Linked DNA regions of Homo sapiens: region 1 is linked to region 2. Evidence: read pairs that join two places in POLR2A ChIA-PET (ENCODE). Cell type or tissue: HepG2. All regions are shown on one strand. Each heading gives the region's core, and the rest is flanking DNA. Links, peaks and the distances in the headings are about the cores only.

What was found. ChIA-PET counts read pairs that join two places held together with the same protein. Peaks named below come from ENCODE experiments on the same cell type or tissue, not always from the same donor. Only the 100,000 strongest peaks of a DNase experiment are listed, where the experiment ranks them.
Region 1: POLR2A ChIA-PET joins it to region 2 with 6 read pairs; 2 of 35 experiments call an interaction of 5 or more read pairs at or near these places.

Annotation. Positions count from the first base shown.
Region 1 is chr6:139,833,414-139,836,339 of GRCh38, forward strand. All of the region lies in intron 1 of FILNC1 (FOXO induced long non-coding RNA 1), which reads left to right. Among named protein-coding and RNA genes, the nearest start is that of FILNC1, 64 kb to the left of the region's middle. In HepG2, for the core only: no CTCF peak of the experiment used is centred there; no DNase peak of the experiment used is centred there.
Region 2 is chr6:139,307,494-139,310,419 of GRCh38, forward strand. It overlaps a transcript of TXLNB not described here. Among named protein-coding and RNA genes, the nearest start is that of TXLNB, 17 kb to the left of the region's middle. In HepG2, for the core only: no CTCF peak of the experiment used is centred there; DNase peaks (open chromatin) are centred at 1,608 and 1,978.

The DNA.
Region 1 (2,926 bases), core at 256-2,755, 530 kb after region 2:
GTGTGCCTTGGGAAGAAAGTTTTGCATGTTATGGGAAAGAAAGGGCTAGAGAAAACATCAAAGCTTTGTAAAATTAGACTTCAATCCAGTTTGCTGAGTGGAAGATAAAAACAGTATTATTAGGGCTCAAGAGCCCCTCAATCTAGTGGTGCCTCTGCTAAAGTGCAAACCTAAGAACAGTACATCTCCCCACCATCTGGAGGGGTGAACATCAGAGACAATGAGAAAAACTAAGAGGAACAATGGGCAGTGGCAGCAGAGGGACTTGGTGCTCTAAATCCTGAAAGAGGTTGGAGGTCATGGGTGAATTAGTGCCACAAATAAGGCAGTGATGCATGGTCTGGGCAGAGTTTATGGGAACAGGGGTATTTTGCAACAGCATGGACAGCAGCCCATGGGCAAACATAGTGCCCGTGGCATAGTGCTGCCTACGTGTGTGGCAGCATCAACACAGGTGAGCAAAGGGTCAGTCTGAGCCACGGCTTTAGAGCTGCAACCAGATGTGAGATGGTGCTCCCCTCTGCTACTCCCACTTCATCTGTCACCTCCGATCTCATTTTTCAGCCCCCAGCCTCTTTTGTAATAAGATTTTTGAAAGACACAGTATATTCTCATTGGATTGGTATAGCTTAAACACAATGCTTTCCTGGGGTAATCAACTTCTAAACCTTTCCTTTAGTACTATACTAATATTATGAGAGGGTTTTCTAAATTGGTGTGTGTGTGTGTGTGTGTGTGTGTGTGTGTGTGTGTGTGTGTGTTATTCTGTTGTTCCTTACAGTCCTGATCTAGTACATGCAGGCAAATTCTTACATGTGGTGGTACATGAATGGACAAAACCTGGACATTAGGTGGAAACTTCAGGTCATGTAGTATTTAGAGAAAATCAGCTTGAAGCCCATTCTATGCCCCCATGGAAGTCCAAAAATATCGCAATTATCCCTGCACATGTACTGGGGCTTTATCTGCCTTCGCTGGATTAGGTTGGGTGAGGGATCATCATGTTCTCTCACACGTGCTGTCTGTTTGGCATGATTTTACCAGATGTGAAATTCAGCCGCAGTTTTCTCAGAACATTCACCAACTCACAAAGAACTTTGGAAATAGTCAAGTTGGCCAATGTTTTTTTGAGAGTTTACATTCCAAGATCAAGCTATTTCAAATTGAACACTAAAAATTTCTACTCGTGTATTCATTCATTCATTCATTCACTCTTTTCTATAAAAAACATTAAATCCTTACATTGTGCCGGGCACAGCTCATGGTGCTTGGGAGTTATCAGTGAAAAAAACTGACAAACATCCCTGCTCTCATGGAGATGAAATTATAGCAGATATTTGCACCAAGCTACCATATATCCTCAGAGGTTTTCCCTGGCTGCCTCCTCTGTGACAGGCTCTAATCTCCCCAAATTTTTTCTATCTCTTCTCTTCCGTCACTTTTCAGAAATAAAAATAAAGTCCTCTCAATTTTCTCTTAATGTGATGCATTGACTTTTGAACCCAGGTTTTCAAGTTTCCTAAGTGATACCCTAACTACTGTGTTAAAATATTTTCTTTCTTTCTTTCTTTTTTTTTTTTTTTTGAGACAAGGTCTTGCTCTGTTGCTCAGGGTGGAGTGCAGTGGCGCAATCTCAGCTCACTGCAAACTCCGCCTCCCTGGTTCAAACGATTCTTCTGCCTTAGGCTCCTGAGTAACTGGGATTACAGGCGCATGCCACCATTCCTGGCTAATTTTTCTATTTTTTATAGAGAAGGGGTTTTGCCATGTTGGCCAGGCTGGTCTCAAACTCCTGACCTCAAGTGATTCACCTGCCTCGGCCTCCCAAAGTGCTGGGATTACAGGTGTGAGCCACCGTGCCTGGCCTGAAATATTTTCTTAATCAAAGACAGTTGCTTCCTTGTGAATATATCAGAAGGGAAAAAATATTTTATCATCTCTGTTAGTAGGATATAAACAGTTTAAGTTGTTAGATATTCATTAATAGGAGAAGAAATCTCTTATGGTACCCATGCATAATTTTAAATATTACTGGGAGATCAACTGCTCATCTGTAAAGTTTTCATGTTTGAGTCTCACTGCTTCCCCCAATCCAGTCAGGATGGCAGGCACACTGCATAAAAGCCCTTCCAGGGACTACAGTAGGGAAATGATTACATTTTACCATGTTCAGAATAGCAATCTGAGAGATGATGATCAGCTCACAGAGACTCTCTGTGAGTATTATCTATGAACCTCACACCAAGGCTATGTATGTGGGTCAAATACTCTCTGGTTTCATTTCATGTGTTTCATTCCGTGTGTTACCACTCAGCACCATCAGTATTCACTTCATGAATAATTTTAGCAGTTTAAAAAAATTTTCATAAATATAATGGCCTTTAAAAGGTGATCCATGAATAAGCAATCCATCTACTTTCCAATGACCCTGGTAGTTCAGCATGTGAGCCACCAGAAATTTTGGTGTTTACATCCAAGAATGACTAAATTTGTCATAGATCAGTTGGATAAATGAATGTCAAACAGCAACCCAATGTCCACACAGAGTGAGCCCTGATTAGGAAATGTATGTACCAAAATAAACGTAAGTATTGTATTTAAAAAAACACCAGAAAAATAAATGGTCTAAAAACCGTGGATATCACTTGATGGATATTTTAAAATTTAATCTTCTGTCAAAGAAATAGTTTTCCACAATACAGAAGTCTATGAGATCTGAGATGAGAAAAACAAAATGAAAATAACAAAACAATTTGCTTTTAGCACAATTCACAATTACAAAGATATGGAATCAACCGAAGTGCCCAACCAATGAATGGATAAAGAAAATGTGTGTGTGTGTGTGTGTATGTATATACACATATATGTGTATATATATAATATATGTGTGTATATATATACACATATGTGTGTGTATATATATATA
Region 2 (2,926 bases), core at 201-2,700:
AAATATCTATGAATTAAATCATAAATTTGGCTGAGGAAAAGTAGATCATAGTTTTTGTCTATAGTAACATATTCAGGTGAGCTTATGCCCTTTCAATTATTTTCATAAGAGAATGTAACATACTTTTCCAAATTATAGTTTTCTTGCCTATATAGAGATTTCCAGGACAACCTTATTATACCCATTCATTTTTTTCCTCTTCTATTCATTCTTGTTCAACATAGTATTGGGTATTCTTTGGATATCTAAACAAATGGCTTTTTAAAGGCAATATTGAATTTATTGTTAAATGTTGGCTTCATTATGAAAGACTAAGAAATAATTATATCATTTTATCTGTATAAATATCTTAAAAACAATTTTGCTAAATTGATTTTTATCCAGACGTGTTTTTACACAAATTTGCTCCTGATTAATTAAAACACATGGGTCTAGGGACCCAGAGTGGAAGTGGGTTGACACTTCCCAGGAGTAGTATTGACACCTGGGTTCTTCTGCATGCGAGATTTCAGAACCCAGGAATAGTATTGACACCTGGGTTCTTCTGCATGCGAGATTTCAGAACCCAAGTGATCGATGCTTCCACACGGCCACAATGGCTCTTTTAAAATGAAAGCTAAATGGACACCTACCTACTGAGAGCTCTAGATGCTATTAAACGAAGAGGCAAATAGGCAGAGTGGAAGGGCTGATGGTTGTTAAGAAACTGTTTGGAGTCACTGACTCTGGCTACCATGGGCATGTATGGTTATTGCTATATAAGAAGGACAGAGAAAAGTATGGATGGATCCTAAGCGATACAACTACCTGCCTGGTTGCAAAAAATTAATGAAGACCACTGCATCACTATATTGGAAGGACTTCCAAAGACAAACCCTGACCAGCCCAGACGCCGTCTGAAAACAAAGGCAAGATGCAGTAGGTAGTGGAAGAGGGAAGTTGTAAATACTGCACACATCATAAAATATCTTGTGAAGAGTTACAGATATGACTACTGTAGGCTTTATTTGTGTTCACTTCCTTGTTTTGCTATATATTCCAACTAATACTCCTTTTAAAAGTTTTTTGTTGTTTTCCAACCACACTATTGTGTATGGACTATGTCGTTAGTGGTTGACTTTCCAATTTTGTTCATACTTACATTACATGAAGATAGATTTATATGGTCACTAGAGGAGAAATGAGTATCACCCAGAGATCTTAGATTTGGAGCTGAATGTAGAAACTATTGAGATGCTGGGTCATTTCCCTTTGAGGGGGTGGGTAAATTTCCCACTAGGTAATGAGTCATGTTAAACAGGAATATTTATTTTAACATGCAAGTTTTTACCATAAAGGACAAGTGGCAAATATAGAAATTAGGAAACCAAAGTAGTAAAACAACAGTGAATGCTTGCCATTGTGTTGACCGCTTAGCATCCAAGTCTTCTTTCTATTTCAAACCTTGAATAAGGATAAGTCTTGGTGATGGGCAGGGTTCTGTCTACCCCTGTGAAAGGTAAAGAGGAGCATGCATTCCATTCCCTATTTGACAGCTAGGAGTAGCACATGGCCTAGCCTTGTCCAACCACACTCCCAGCTGGAACTTTGAATCTGGGCAGTTATGCAATGATGCAGGGAGCAGAGGTTATTTCCTGGGGCAGTGATGACTGTCCAGTGGGTGGAGAGTTTCCAGCAGCCCCAGAATTATGGGAAGAGGTTTCAGCAGCAAATGTTAATCAGAGTTATTTCTGAGCCAGGACTCTTCTGCTTAGATTTATATGATTCCTTACCATTTCCCAAACCTGATTTTCCATATTTCTTAGATTCAGTAGGCTAGCTATGAATTCTCTTTCTGTTTAAATATGCCCAAATCAGTTTCTCTTGTTTGCAATAAGATTTCTAAACAGTAGATCTTGCGTACACACACAAAGTACACATCACAGGCCTTTGTAGATGCATATTAAGTGTTAATTCCTTTTCTTTCTTCTTTCCTTTCCCAGTTGCATGATAGGCCTATTTGTTCTCACTAACATAAGCATAAAGGTGCTTAGCATGTGACCTTGTACAAAGAAAGTAGTCAATATTGCCTCTTGTCCAAACTACACACTTAGTAAAGCAGAATTCATCGTTAATTCCCCGAAGAGTCTCGACATGAAAATACAAAAAGGGCCAGGCACAGTGGCTCATACCTGTAATCCCAAAACTTTTGGAAGCCAAGGAGGGAGCATTGCTTGAGCCCAAGAGTTGGAGACCAGCTTGGCAACATAGTGAGACTCTGTCTCTATTTAGATAAATACATTAATTAATTAAAAAATATAAAAGGGCCCTGGAAACCCATAAATAAAATCAAACATACATGGACAACAAATTTTTGAAAAGGGCATCAAGAAGACACAATGGGGAAAGAACAGTCTCTTCAATAAATGGTGCTGGAAAAACTAGATTACCATATGCAAAAGAATGAAATTGGACTCTTGTCTTACACCACACACAAAAGTTAACTCGAAACAGATAAAGACCTAAATGGAAGACCTGAAACCATAAAGCTTCTAGACAAGAACACAGGGGAAAAGCTTCTTGACATTGGCCTTGGCAATGATATTTTGGGTATCACACCAAAAGTTCAGGTTACAAAAACAAAAATAAATAAATGGGGCTCCATCAAATGAAAACCTCTGTCCAGCAAAGGATACAATCGACAGGATGAAAGAGTAACCTACAGACTGGGAAAAAATAATTGCAAACCCCATGTCTGATGAGGGCTTAATATCCAAAATTTGTAAAGAATTCTTACAACTCAATAGCAGAAAAACAAAGGATCTGATTTATAAAAGATAGGCAATGGACCTGAGCAGATATTTCTCCACAGAAGAGTTAAAATAGCCAACAGGTGTATGAAAAGGTGTGCAACATCACTAATCATAAGGAATGACTTTATACACTC